Linked DNA regions of Homo sapiens: regions 1 and 2 are each linked to region 3. A link is a contact called in ENCODE Hi-C data. All regions are on one chromosome and are shown on one strand. Each heading gives the region's core, a stretch centred on a gene start or an enhancer-like site at or near the end of the contact. The rest is flanking DNA. Distances are from core to core; before and after follow the strand shown. Region 1 holds the start of NUDT4 (nudix hydrolase 4). Region 2 holds the start of CEP83 (centrosomal protein 83). Region 3 holds the start of GALNT4 (polypeptide N-acetylgalactosaminyltransferase 4).

Evidence for each region. Hi-C counts contacts between places; a loop is a spot of excess contacts on that map. Pooled maps may share reads with other maps.
Region 1: a loop to region 3 is called in a map of CD4-positive, alpha-beta memory T cell, with 6 times the contacts of the local background. The contact joins the promoter of NUDT4 here to the promoter of GALNT4 in region 3. A Hi-C loop is called at or near these places in 2 of 168 maps with a recorded cell type or tissue (CD4-positive, alpha-beta memory T cell and naive thymus-derived CD4-positive, alpha-beta T cell) and 6 of 50 pooled maps.
Region 2: a loop to region 3 is called in a map of naive thymus-derived CD4-positive, alpha-beta T cell, with 21 times the contacts of the local background. The contact joins the promoter of CEP83 here to the promoter of GALNT4 in region 3. A Hi-C loop is called at or near these places in 2 of 168 maps with a recorded cell type or tissue (CD8-positive, alpha-beta T cell and naive thymus-derived CD4-positive, alpha-beta T cell) and 5 of 50 pooled maps.

The regions. Positions count from the first base shown.
Region 1 is chr12:93,375,047-93,379,364 of GRCh38, reverse strand. It overlaps NUDT4 (nudix hydrolase 4), which reads right to left and starts at 1,440. Exons shown (of 5, transcript NM_019094.6): 1 at 944-1,440. The coding sequence starts at 1,042. LOC643339 (a long non-coding RNA gene) reads left to right here and starts at 1,629. Exons shown (of 5, transcript NR_040096.1): 1 at 1,629-1,928. RefSeq lists silencers at 809-1,108, 1,329-1,668 and an enhancer at 905-1,844.
Region 2 is chr12:94,458,208-94,462,781 of GRCh38, reverse strand. CEP83 (centrosomal protein 83) reads left to right here and starts at 2,915. Exons shown (of 17, transcript NM_016122.3): 1 at 2,915-3,225. CEP83-DT (CEP83 divergent transcript) reads right to left here and starts at 2,779. Exons shown (of 1, transcript NR_027035.1): 1 at 212-2,779. RefSeq lists an enhancer at 2,449-2,498.
Region 3 is chr12:89,523,546-89,528,312 of GRCh38, reverse strand. GALNT4 (polypeptide N-acetylgalactosaminyltransferase 4) reads left to right here and starts at 3,517. Exons shown (of 1, transcript NM_003774.5): 1 at 3,517-4,767. The coding sequence starts at 3,764. It overlaps POC1B-DUSP6 (POC1B-DUSP6 readthrough), which reads left to right and starts at 2,266. Exons shown (of 11, transcript NR_189589.1): 1 at 2,266-2,432; 2 at 3,109-3,193. POC1B (POC1 centriolar protein B) reads left to right here and starts at 2,266. Exons shown (of 12, transcript NM_172240.3): 1 at 2,266-2,432; 2 at 3,109-3,193. The coding sequence starts at 2,418. POC1B-GALNT4 (POC1B-GALNT4 readthrough) reads left to right here and starts at 2,051. Exons shown (of 3, transcript NM_001199782.1): 1 at 2,051-2,432; 2 at 3,109-3,193; 3 at 4,640-4,767. The coding sequence starts at 2,158. It also overlaps POC1B-AS1. RefSeq lists silencers at 2,311-2,570, 3,121-3,500 and an enhancer at 3,591-3,800.

The DNA of each region.
Region 1 (4,318 bases), core at 191-2,690, 3.9 Mb before region 3:
ATTTATCTTAAGAGTGGCAATACCAAAAGGCTACTATTGCCCTAAGCAAACTTCAACAGTTAGCCATTTTAAATAAATACTACTGAATTAAGTAAAAATCGCTCTCCAGGGAAACCCCAAGGGTCTCATTCTCAGCCCAATGCAGATGGGTAAATTATCCAAGAACGACTGCTCTGAGAACGAGAAAGGCTACTCCTTTCCAGATGTCAAGCCAGACAGCAAAGAACCCTTTATACATAAGCTGAGAGCTGGAGATTACTGTCTGAAAATGGCAGCTTTGCCCATCTCTAGTCCATCGTCTCCCTTTTGGCATTATTCCACATTTTTCACTAACCATTTTTCTGCAGTCAGAAAACTTTAAGAAGGGAAGGCCGTTTTAAAAATGAGGCATAATTATGCCAACAGCTTGCGGGTTCATGGACCCACAAGAATTGCCAAGACTAGACTCAATTCCAAGCACGAGGACTGTCTGTTACTCCACAAACATGCTTAGATCGAATCCGAGACCGCAAACGGCTGTAACATGGAAGGAAAATATGTAAAAGAGGCACAAGGGCTCTGCTGCAACACTCACGCCATTTCCACCCTCCTCTCGCTGAGCACTCGAGGTTTATCCGGCTTTCAACTCAATTCGCACGTTAAGATGGTGACTCCCGCTAGGCGAGACTTACGCGGCCCGGGACCTTCCCGGGGACCAGGCGCCTTCTCGAGTGCCCAGATGGAGAAACTGGGGCTGGGCGAGCCCCCTTTGTCTCATCTATCAGCCCAGAGAAAGGAAGGAAGAAGTGAGGGAGGAAAGGAGTGAGGGAGGAAAGGAGGGAGGGAGGAAGGGGGCTAATCCCTCCCAGCCCCGCAGCCTGCGCAGGGGCGGGGAGCGAGGGGAAGCACCCGGGCCCTAGACCCCGGCGCCCCGGAGGGCAGCGTGCGGCGCCGGGCGCCCTACCTCGTCCTCCTGCTCGCTCCGGAAGCACAGGCACGCCGCCCGCTTCTTGAAGCCCTCGCGGTCGTAGGTCCGCGTCTGGTTGGGCTTGAACTTCATCATAGAGGCGGGCTCCTGCTGCTGCTGCTGCTGCTCCGGCCGCCGCCGTGGGGGCCCGGCCGCCGCCACCCCGCCGGGGAGTGGGGGCGAGGGCGAGTCGGGCGCAGGAGCGCCCGGGAGCGCTAGTCGGTGCGGGAGGTGCGGCGAGGCCGGTCAGTCCCGGGGCCGGCGGCCGCTCCGACGCGGGCGGGACGGGACGCTAGCGCGGGTCACTGGAACCAGGGTGCCGAGATGAAAGCTCCGCCTCTGCCCAGTTGTCCGCCGCTCTCCATGGAGCCCGACTCCCGCTCGCCTCCGCTCCCTCCGGCCGTAGCCGCCAGGGGAAGGGCGGCTAGAGGCGCGCGCCACGCGGAGACAGTTGCGAAGACCCGCTCCCACTGAGCAGCAGCACCGCGGCGACCGCGCGCCGCCCCCTCTGCTCTGTTTAAATGAAGCCCACATGCGCCCCGCCTCCCCCGCGCGCCACTGCGCCTGCGTGCAGAGACCATTGCAATGGGGTGGGTGGGTAGGTGTGGCGGGGGAGGTAGGGGCGGGACCTCGGCCGCCCGGTGGGCGGGGCCGCGCGCACTCCCGGGCTGGAGTTCGGCGAGGCCTTGGGACTGGCGCTGGAGCCCAGCGTGGGATGACCGTGCCCCGAAAACATGCCAGTGAATGGAAAGAAGCCAAGGTCCCCTCCCTCCCTGCTTATACCCTCAACTTTGCCAATGAGGACCCTAAATACCAGCTGCACTACAGGGGATGTAACTACATACACCGTCACCAAAGTTGCAGCCTGGCCAAGAAATGCCAGGGGACGTCGCGGCGATTGCAGACTCCGCGGTGACTGTGTAGATACGTCCAGAATTCGCCCTTGTAGCGCGGGGAGAGGCGAGAGTGAAGGCCTAGAAAAGTTAAGACGTTAACTGTTTTTTTTTTCTTTGTTTTCACAAATGGGGGGTAGGCAAATTTCCTTTTTTTTTTTTTGTATTTAAATTTTTAATCTTTGGTTGGGGATGGCTTGTATTATTTAAAGAGTCAACTCTAGCTTAAACGTTTCTTTGAAGCTGTCTATAACATCCCCCACTTTGTGCCACCTTCCGGAAAGTATTAATACTGGCAATGGCTAATAGTTGCGAAATGGTTTTCATGTGGATCTCATGCTAAGTAACAGCGCAGCTGGATGCTGGGGCCACAGCACTAAAATATAATGGGATTTCTGCTATCTGGGAGCTTACAGTACCTTGGGGACTTGGAACAAACAACCTCTACACTTCAGAGTGTTAGAAGGGCTAAGATAGGAGCCAGGAGGCCTGATCTTAAGGTAGCTCGAGAAACCCAAACTCAGGCCATTCTGCCCTTCCACAGAGGCCCAGGTTGCTTGGGTCCTGACTTGGTTGGTTGGTTTTTCACCCCTTGAGGGCCTATTGTGTGTCAGGCACTGGCATCTAACAAAACCAGTCAGCCCCTGCCTCTCCAGGAGCGTAGGCACCTGAGAGCACACCGTCAAATATTAAATGATCACACGTGTACACGTAAAACTACAAATGTAATGGGCTCTAAGGTTTCAGACAAAGATTTGACCAGATCTGCAGTCAGAAAAAGATTATTGGGGCAGCAAGGCAGGAGCTGAGGGCTGAAGGAGGAGGAGCTAAATTGACCAAGAGCTTTCAAGGCAAAGGGAACTGGGATTTCTGCAGAGCCCAAAGTGGGAGGGAGTGAGGAGAGTTCTCAGAAATGAAAGAAAAGGCCAGTGTGGCTGCAGAGCGGAGGCAAGCTGGTTCCGCCTCTGGCAGAGGGGCCTGTGAGGCCTGACTGAGAGGCTGGGGACCACTGGAGAGCTCAGAGCAGGCACTGGTCTTTCTAGTCTCCAACCTCCTTTAGATTTGGGACTGCTGCATCTAACTCATCTTGTTACTCCCAGAGCCCAGCAGATGTAAGTTTGTAGAATGGGTTAGTGTTGAATAAATAATTTAAGGAATGAGGCTTCACCACAATTAGAAATCTTATCAAGACTGCGCAGAGATGTTTTCCAAGCCATTGATTTCTTATTGAAGGCACTTGAAATTTAACTATGTCCAGGATTTACAAACACAGGCAGAAAACATCTAGCTGGGGAGTCCGCTATGGCTAATATGTGATTATTATTTTTGGATAATTGGTTCACATCAATAAAGTTATTAATCCTGGCTTGGTTGCACAGGCTAGAGTGCAATGGTGCTGTTTCAGCTCACTGCAGCCTCCATTTCCCAGGCTCAAGGGATTCTCCGGCCTCAGCCTCCTGAGTACCTGTAACCACCACAGTTGCATGCCACCATGCCTGGTTAATTTGTGGATTTTTTTAGTAGAGGTGGAGTTTCACCATGTTGCCCAGGCTGGTCTCGAACTCCTGAGCTCAGGCGATCTGCCCACCTCAGCCTCCCAACGTGCTGGGATTACAGGCGTGAGCCACTGCACCCTCCTCACTATGGTCTTTTTTATTTTTTACTTTTATTTGTTTTATTGTGGCCTTTTAAATGACAAAGAGATTCCATTTCCTTTGTTTAAAACCCTTCAAAGTTCTGGTTTCTAGTTGTTGCTCAATAAATACTAGTTGGCTGAATATTTGTTCACTCAAGTCTTTCCCATTTATTAATTACATGAGGGAAGTCATGAATCAGAATTAACTGAGAAAAAAAAGGGAAGATGCTTAGAACCAAATCACGGAAGGGAGGAAAAACAGCAACACCAAGGCAGTGAGTGTGAGCTACTTGCTTCAGCTTCTTGGCCACTGGACTTAGTTTAAAAATCTTGGCTTCAGGTCTCACATGTACCAATTGCGCCCTCTCTCTCTCTCTCTCTCTCTCTCTCTCTCTCTCTCTCTCTATATATATATATATATATATATGAATGTTATATATATTAGTTATATATATATATAAAACTAATTACTACTATTTATATTTGCTTCACCTCTGAGCCTTGTCTTTTCTCACCTCTTAATTGAGTATAATATGATTTATGGTATCTTGCACAAGGCTTAACTAACATACCAGAGTGAGTCTGAAAGTGCTTTGAAACTGTAAAACATTTAGAGAAACATAAGATGTTATTAACAAGGAAATTTCCATTGGAGATCTCTCCTCCCTGTCTTCCTTTTCCTCAAAGCGTGGAAGAGTAATTGAGAGGGCTATGGATTTTAACACTGTGGAGGAAAGGATCTTAGATTCTGCAATGAATTAAACTGAAGAATGCTTTCATAATATAAATAACCACCTCTCTCCCATACTTATTTATTTGGTTGGTTTTTGCAATTATTGGGGA
Region 2 (4,574 bases), core at 1,666-4,165, 4.9 Mb before region 3:
TGATTATGCTTGCCTCATAAAATGAGTATAGAAGTATTTCTCCCTGCTCTGTTTCCTGAAATGGTGTAGGATTGGTACTTTGTCCCCCTTAAATGTCTGATAAAATTCACTGGTGCAGTCATCTGCCCGGAGTTTTCTTTGTGGCAAGTGTTTTGCTTATAAATTCAATTTTTTTAACAGACACTGAAACATTTAGATTTTCTTTTCCTTCTTTTGTGTCATTTTTGGTAATTTATTTATTTATTTTTTTAGGAATTTGTCCATTTTGCTTAAGTTACTGAATTTATTGGCATAAAGTTGTTCCAAGTATCCCTTTAATATCTATGTGATTTCATTAGCATTTTGGCTAATGAAAATTAAAACTTCTGTATACAAATGTAGATGACAAATAATAAATCAAAAGAAATGTGTAACATATAGCAGAAAAAGTATGTATGTGCATGTGTATATGTATGGCAGGAGCAAACAATCTACTGGCACAGAGGGAATTACAGTACAGTGTGACAAATACCATGACAGGCACACAGAGAACACATAGAATGGATACCCAGTCCAATTTGGGGAGTCAAAACTATGATGTCCAGGTGGTAGGTTAGCTTGTCCAACTATAGGTAAATGAATATAATCAAATTTATAGACACAAAAAAGCTGAGACTCAGATCCCCAGACATAGTTACTTCATCATGGTTACCTACTTGTGAAGGTCAAGAGTCAACTGGCTCCCTTTTCACTGGCACAGCTTTAATTAAAACATAAAACACAACTTTGTTTTTGTAAAATAATAAATTACAAAAAACACCAACCAGATAAAAAGTCCAAAAGACAAAATGTAAAACACTTGTATTTTGACTGACCTTCTTCCAGATATTTTTGTACACTTATATTAACATATGTACACACATATATTCACATTAGGACAGCACTGTACTTGCTAAACTACATTCTGCTTTTTTTTTCCTGAGGGGAAACTATATTTTTTGGACATACTTTAATGCAAATAAAGAACTTTCCATCAGTTTTTAATGGGTCAAGAGTATTCCATTGCATGTACCAATCATAATTTTCTTAACTAGTGTCCTAGTGATGGACACTTGTTTCTAGAAGCATTATTTTTAAAAAAGGTGGCAAATAGTATCCTTATGAATCCCTTATTTTCCTTAGGGTATATGCCTCGGAAATGAGACAGCTGTGGGGCAAAGGCTAATGCATATGTTAAATTTTGGTAAATAGGGTTGTACCAATTTCACCTTCACACCAAAAATGCCTGACAGTAATTGTATCCCACACCCCTATCAACAATGATAGACAAAAAACAACTGTTTGGAAGTGGGACAACTTTCCGTTTGTTAATTGAATATTTGTTTTTCTTGGCTTTTTGTATTTTTAATAGATGGGATTTCACCATGTTGGCCAGGGTCGTCTCGAACTCCTGACCTCAGGTGATCCACCTGCCTTGGCCTCCCAGCGTGCTGGGATTACAGGCGTGAGCCACCGCCATTTCCCGAATGATCTTTTTCCTACTGACCAATAATTTGTCATGTATAGTTTACTGGCTACCACAGAGATTTCTGGAGTTGTCTGGCTCCAGCGTTTAAAAGTAATGGTTTTGGGCAACTCTGTGAAATGGAGATAACAATTGCACCTACCTTACAGAAATGTTAGAGTTAAATAAGATAACCTGAAAAAGTACTCCAGTACTTGCCACACAAATGCTCAGCAAATGTGAGCTACTGTTATTATACTAAACACGCACACATACATGAGAATTTCTGGATTCTCTATTCTATCTCCCATGTCTCATCTATGTAATCCATCCAGCAACATTCCATTACCAACTCGCTGTCCTTTTTTTCCCTCCTCTTAAGAGACACGGTCCTTTCTAATGGCCCGTTTTCCCTCATTTCAACAACAACAAAATCACCTCTCAGTTGTCCAATAATAACTACAGCCTGAAAATCATAATCTTGGGGGTAAAAATAAGCTGTACTTCACAAAGCAGTGAGAATCAAAGCCCAACCAAGGCACTGAACAAACGCTGGGGATGGGAAGGTGTCTGTTTCTTCCAACACGTATTTTGAAAGGCTGACCGCCTACTTTGTTTCAGACTTTGGATGATCATGGAAGTTCTCAAAAGCTAGCAACTCCTCTTCCAACTATTGTTTACAGCCTTAAGACAAGTAGTTCCCCATGTGACCCCAGGTGGGCCCTGAACTTGGGATAACCAGGACAGGAGACTTGGAGCAGGAGGTGCGGGGGCGAGGAGGGCTCTCTCCCGGGCGATTGGTCCTAACCCGAGGTTCCCTCGTGGCAAGCTGAGCCGACTCCCCACTCGTGGGCTGATGCCCGAGGCAGACGCGGCAGGCAGGCGGCTTCGGGAGCGCATATCTGCACCCATGGGGACGATGGCAGGCTGGCGAAGGGAGAGAGGTGGCGGCAGGACTACCATTTGAGGCTCTCAAATGGTGTGGGGAAGAGGGAAGGAGAGGCGCGAAAAGGAGGAAAACCCCTGGAGACGCTGTGTCGGGCGGAGGCTAGGGAGACCGGCTTCGCGCTCCAACGACGCGCATCACTCAGACTCCAAGGCAAGTGCCCGGGGCTAGATTTTCCGTCCCCTGGGGCTCTGGGGATCTCTGAGTCCATCCCAGGGCCCTCCAGGAACGCCTTCGGGAGCGCAGCCCGGCCCCGCCGCTGCCGCTGTCACCCGTGGCCGCTCCCGCCTCGGTTCGTTTGTCTCCTCCCTCTAACGGCTCCGGCAGCAACCGGCGTCGGTGGCGTGGGTGACGTCGGCGTGGGGGGTGGGACTTCCTGCTTCGCGTGCCGCTGGGCCAAGGGACAGAGCCCGCTCCTCCAGGCTGGTGGGGCGGTGCGATGAGGCGGCTTCTGGGCCATACGTCAGCACGTGGGGTGGCGCCGCACCCCTGAGGATCCCGGTCCACGCGGAGGAGTGGGGCTTTTCACCGCCGCCGCCGCCGCCCTCGGACCTCTCCCGGGATACTTCACATTTCCCTAGGGACGGGAGCCCGAGGGGTCCGTTCGGCCCTCTTCCTCTCGCTGGGCCGACACCCCGCTGTAGGACCGTAACCCTTAGTCCCAATGCCTCCGTAAGCGGAGTTGAGTGGGTGCCTGTGGTTGGAGCTGTGGAGGTGTCCCCGGTGGCGAGCGCGGCCAGAACTGCGGTCACTTAAGTTTTCCGTGTGCGGGTTGCAAGGAGCGTGCGTGCGTCTGGTATGTAACCTCTCTTTCTGGGGACGGTGTCTTGTTTGTATTTTGGAATACTCATTTTGTCCCTCCACAAACTGCCCTTGAATCCTTTTTTTATTTTCCTGTTAAAGTAGTGGAAGCTCGTGCTAGAAAAGTAGGCAGAGAGACGCACGTGAAACTCTTCATGGAGCTTTTGGATGCACTCTGGCTTGGTGGTTGTGTAGCCAGTTTGGTAATTGGCCAGACGTTTAAGTACCTCCAGCTTAATTTACGATGAAAAAGCTATGCTACCATTTTCCTTGGCTTTGAAGACAATTTGAATGAACAGTGATGTCGACTGTCATTACTGAGATAAACACCTAAAATATGTTAGCATATGCTGGGTTTAAATACTTTGGTTAATCCTCAGTGTCCAACTTTTGACCATAATCAATGGGCATTTTGCTCTTAAGAATATCCACTGCTAAGTATTTGTAAAGCCTTTAGTTAGCTGAAATGAGGAAGCTCTTTCAAATCTTACAGATCTCTAGGATAAGGAAAGACTTGTCTGAATTTCGTGTATATGATATATACTTCATAATCTGTTCAGACTTTAAGCAGCTCTAAAACAGAGTGGGTTGTTAAAGCAGTGCTTCTGTTACCAAGCAACATGTCTGTAAACAAGTCTGACATTTAACTAAAACACAATTAAAGGTATCTATCCTACAGTTACCTGGATTTAGAATTTTCCATATTTATGAATTTAGCCTGTAAGTGGTTAGAATTAATACTCACCTTTTGTATTGAGGTTTGATTTCAAACTCAGTTTGTTCAGAATTGTTAGAATGCTTTATTTATTTATTTATGACTGAGTCTCACTCTGTCGCCCAGGCTGGAGTGCAGTAGCGCGATCTCGGCTCACTGCAACCTCCGCCTCCTGGGTTCAAGCGATTCTCCTGCCTCAGCCTCCCGAGTAGCTGGGATTACAGGTGCGTGCCACCATGCCCGGCTAATTTTTTTATTTTAGTAGAGATGGGGTTTCACCATGTTGGCCAGGCTGGTCTCAAACTCCCGACCTCAGGTGATCCGCCCACCTCGGCCTCCCAAAGTGCTGGGATTACAGGTGTGAGCCACCGCACCAGGCCAGAATGCTTTAAATTATAAGTGTCACACAGGACTCTCCTGAGAGTTGCAAATGGTTTTGAGTTGTCCTTTGGTTATTTAGGACAGAGTATGCTGGGTATTCCCCTTACTTTGAGTGTTTTCTTTCCAGATCAGATGAAGTGCGCGGACTGTATTTAGAACATTCTCAAATAATAGTGAAATACAATTTAGAATTCCATGCAGCACTGGGAGAATGAAACACTGATTATTCACAGGTAGTTTTTTTTTTT
Region 3 (4,767 bases), core at 2,268-4,767:
AGTAAAAGCTAAACTTTTACTAAAACACTTAAATAAAAATCTATATTTTTTCTTCTTGTGAGCTAGTTTCTAAATCTCCAACTTCTTCCCTTTTCTGCTTCTCCTGTGCCCAATATTAGACGTAACATACCTATGAGTAATCCTGAGGTCCTGATTACTCTTCAGCTTCTGGCATTATTATTTTATTATTGGGGTGAAATACCTGTAATGAAATTTACCATTTTACCCATTTTTTAGGTGTACAATTCACTGGCATTAAGTACATTCACAATGTTGTGCAAACATCACCACTATCTATTTCCAGAACTTCATCATCCCAAACAGAAACTCTGCACCCATTAAACAGTAACTCCCCAGTCTCCCTTACCCCCAGCCCTAGTAACCTCTATTCTACTTTCTGTCCTTATGAATTCACCTATTCTAGGTACCTCATATGAATGGAATCATACAATATATGCTCATTTGTGTTTGGCTTATTCACTTAGCAAAATGTTTTCAAGGTTCATCCATGTTATAGCTTGTATCACAATTTCATTTCTTTTTATGGCAGGATAATATTTCCTTATATGTATATATCACATACATTTTGTTTATCCATTCATCTGTTGGATACTAGGATTGTATCCACTTTTTGGCTATTGTAAATAATGCTTGCTTTGAACACTGGCATCTGTTGGAGTCTCTGCTTTCAATACTTATGGGATATACCTAGCAGTGAAATTGCTGGATTATAAGGTAATTGTATGTTTAACTTTTTAGGAACTGACAAACTTTTTCACAGAGCTACATCATTTTACATTCCCACCAGTATCCAGCATTAGTTTTAAACATGGCAGGCTTTTAAAATAAATCAAGCCTAAACTGGTAATATGTAGCAAAACTAAGAGTCCTGCAACAGTTTGCTGACAAGTTGCTGATATCAACACTCTTAACATATCATCTCCTAGACTAATGCAGTGTTTCTCAACATAGACAGCTGAGACTCCCATAGTAATCATCTATGGAGCTTGTTACATCAGAAGGGCCCTGGATCCCACCTTGTATATGTTGATTCAGCATCTCTGGAAATGGAGCCCCCAAATCAACATTACAAATGCTAAAGCATGAGACTCACCAACCCTAGATTGCTGAGTTCTTGAAGGTAGGGGAAATATCTTAGTCATCATTGTGTCCCTCAAGGCCAAACATACAACAGATATTTAACAAGTGTATACTTAAATTAACTAATACTGTAATCTAAAGCCTACCTGTTTAGTTGTTAAGTACCATATTCAATAAAATTAAACTCAATCACTAGACAACTAGGGAATCTGTAATTAAGGTGTGTAGCATACCTTTCATTTGCATAAAACACATGTCTTACCAGCTGTGTTCTATCATGCCCTTTGATGTTGCTAAGGATCTTTACACTATATGTAATTTTCAGCTCAGAACATCACGCTTTGAGGCAGGGTTAAAAAAAAAAAAAGGATATGGACTTGGAATTAGAAGAACTGTCTCTGTGTGACCTCTAAGACCAATATCTAGGAATCAAGTTTATAACTTGGAAACATTGAAAACATTTTGTAATTCTACCAACTTCATTGTTTGGCTGAAGCACAAATGATACTATGTGTAACAAAGCCTGCTGTAGAAACGTGGTCTCACAAAAAACAAACAAAAAAAACCATGTTTCCAAGTCTTCCTAAAGACTTTAAGTATCCAGCTGTGTAAGTTTAGTGCTCTAAGGTATACGCAAATAAGCAGATGAGAATGGAAACATATCGCAGAAAATTATTAAGTGCATGCACAACATTTATTCATTCATTCACTCATTCATTCATCACGCACATCCAGCAACTATATCAATATCCTGCAGGGCACTGTGTGGAAAACAGTGGTTAAATAAATTCAAATCTGCCCTCAGGGGATTTAGTTCCTTTTAGTATATTAATAACTAGCAAGCTGCCCCTCTTCATGTCAAAGCTTTACGTCAACAAAATAAGCGGTAGGGGATCACCTTAAACGTCACGGGTGCTGTCTCTTTAAAACGTAATAGAACTCTGATCGCATCGATCACAGGCTCACAACGCCCTTCCATTCATCGCTCTTATTCCAGTCCTGGTTACTACCCCACTTCCTGACATCAAACCAGGGAGAACGCGAGTGTTAGTTAACATGGCTTGGTGTGTGGCCACAGCTGACCCGGCGCATACCTCCCGTCCTCTCTTTACAGGGCTGGCGGTGTCTCGGGGCTCGGCTGGCCATGCCTGGAGCGCGGGGTTTGACTGGGCCGCCGTTGTTGTAGTGACCGGGAGGCGCTGCCGCTCTGGGCAGACGGTTCCGGGAGCCGCACGGTCCCCTCTCCTTCCCCATCCTCTCCCCTCCCCTCTCCGGGTTCCCCCACCCACAGGAGCCTTGGGCCGACCACTCCCCCGATGGCCTCAGCCACGGTAAGGACGGGTTGGAGGTGGGGGGGGTCCCTCCCTGGAGCCTGTCCCGCGGGCTGCGGGGCCAGGTCCGGGCCGAAGCCGCACCTGGAGGGAGATGGAGGCAGGTGTCCGTAGCCGGGTCCTGAGCCCCTCGTCCCGGGGCGTCCGTATCTCACTCTCTGCCATCGGGGCGGACGGAGTGCGGAACCCAGACCCGGCTCCCGGACGCTCTTCCCCGAGTTCCGGAGCTCCGGACTGAGCTGGGCGGCCCCACGGCCCCCAGAATTCTCGGAGGGTTTCCGTGGAGCGCCTGCGTCAGAATCACCTAGGAAGTATTAAAAAAAAAAAAAGTACCAAAGCCGAGGCGCATCCTCGCACCTGCCTGCCTTGGGCCAGCGGGCGGGGCCCGGGAACGTGCATTTCAAAGGGGCCGCGGTTCCTGCGATGCGCTGGACTCTGGGAAGCGCGAACAGAGCGTTTTGCGGGCTCTGCGGGGAGAGCTGGCGCCGGCGTCTCCCTGTAGCAGGACTGGGCGCCGCGCCCGTGGGTGGGCTGCTGCCCGGCCCCGCCGCCCAGCCAAGCCGCCGCCTGGGTGGCCATTCCCAAGCCGGACTCCGGGGAAGTGGCAGCGTGGATCCCAGCCGCCAGAATTCGAGGTCTGCGGCGGCTTTCAAAACTTGACAACTTTCCTTTCCAGGAGGACCCCGTTCTGGAGCGTTATTTCAAAGGCCACAAAGCTGCGATCACCTCCTTGGACCTCAGCCCCAACGGCAAGCAACTTGGTAAGTCTTATTCTTGTTTTGCTTTTGTAATGAGACTAAACTCCATGGGCCGGAAACCTTTCCTCCTGTCCGGGCAGGGTCCCTAGGAGAACGGCTAAGGGCCTGTATGAGGGTTGAGAGCACCCGGAGACGAGGGCCCAGCGCGGCGGGGCGCAGCTAGGGCCCCCTCTGCCATCCCGGCCCCCAGCCCCCGGCCCGGCCAAGAGCCTCCTATCCAGCGGTCTGGGCCTGGCGGACGACTTTCGCAAACTAACCACCAGGAGGAGTGAGTGGGAAGGGGAGGGGTTTCTCCTCGGCCCGGGGAGGGTGGGGTGTTGGCTGGAGAGTTTGTGAAAAGTTGTGAGCCGAGCAGGAGGAAGTAGGGAGAGAGGAGTTGGGCTGTGCCGGAGGCCGAGGACCGAGAGGGCTCAGGTGACCCCTGGAAAGCCTGGGTGGCTGGAAAGGAGCCTAGCGCCTGCATGAAAGGAAGAACCTGCTGGGAAGTACCTGAGCTCGAGCTGTGGGTTCCGCCGCCCTTCCCCTGCGTGGTGGCTTGGTGGCCGCGTCTGCGCCTCAGCCCTGAGAATCCGGATGGCGGTGAGGTGGACTTGGGCAGGCAAGAGCTGCCTGCTGCTGGCGTTTTTAACAGTGGCCTATATCTTCGTGGAGCTCTTGGTCTCTACTTTTCATGCCTCCGCAGGAGCCGGCCGTGCCAGGGAGCTGGGGTCAAGAAGGCTCTCAGACCTCCAGAAAAATACGGAGGATTTGTCTCGACCGCTTTATAAGAAGCCCCCTGCAGATTCCCGTGCACTTGGGGAGTGGGGGAAAGCCAGCAAACTCCAGCTCAACGAGGATGAACTGAAGCAGCAAGAAGAACTCATTGAGAGATACGCCATCAATATTTACCTCAGTGACAGGATTTCCCTGCATCGACACATAGAGGATAAAAGAATGTATGAGTGTAAGTCCCAGAAGTTCAACTATAGGACACTTCCTACCACCTCTGTTATCATTGCTTTCTATAACGAAGCCTGGTCGACTTTGCTCCGTACCATTCACAGTGTTTTAGAAACTTCTCCTGCAGTTCTTTTGAAAGAGATCATCTTGGTGGATGACTTGAGTGACAGAGTTTATTTGAAGACACAACTTGAAACTTACATCAGCAATCTTGATAGAGTACGCTTGATTAGGACCAATAAGCGAGAGGGGCTGGTTAGGGCCCGTCTGATTGGGGCCACTTTCGCCACTGGGGACGTCCTCACTTTCCTGGATTGTCACTGTGAGTGTAATTCCGGTTGGCTGGAACCGCTTTTGGAAAGGATTGGGAGAGATGAAACAGCAGTTGTGTGTCCTGTTATAGACACAATTGATTGGAATACTTTTGAATTCTATATGCAGATAGGGGAGCCCATGATTGGTGGGTTTGACTGGCGTTTAACATTTCAGTGGCATTCTGTCCCCAAACAGGAAAGGGACAGGCGGATATCAAGAATTGACCCCATCAGATCACCTACCATGGCTGGAGGACTGTTTGCTGTCAGCAAGAAATATTTTCAGTACCTTGGAACGTATGACACAGGAATGGAAGTGTGGGG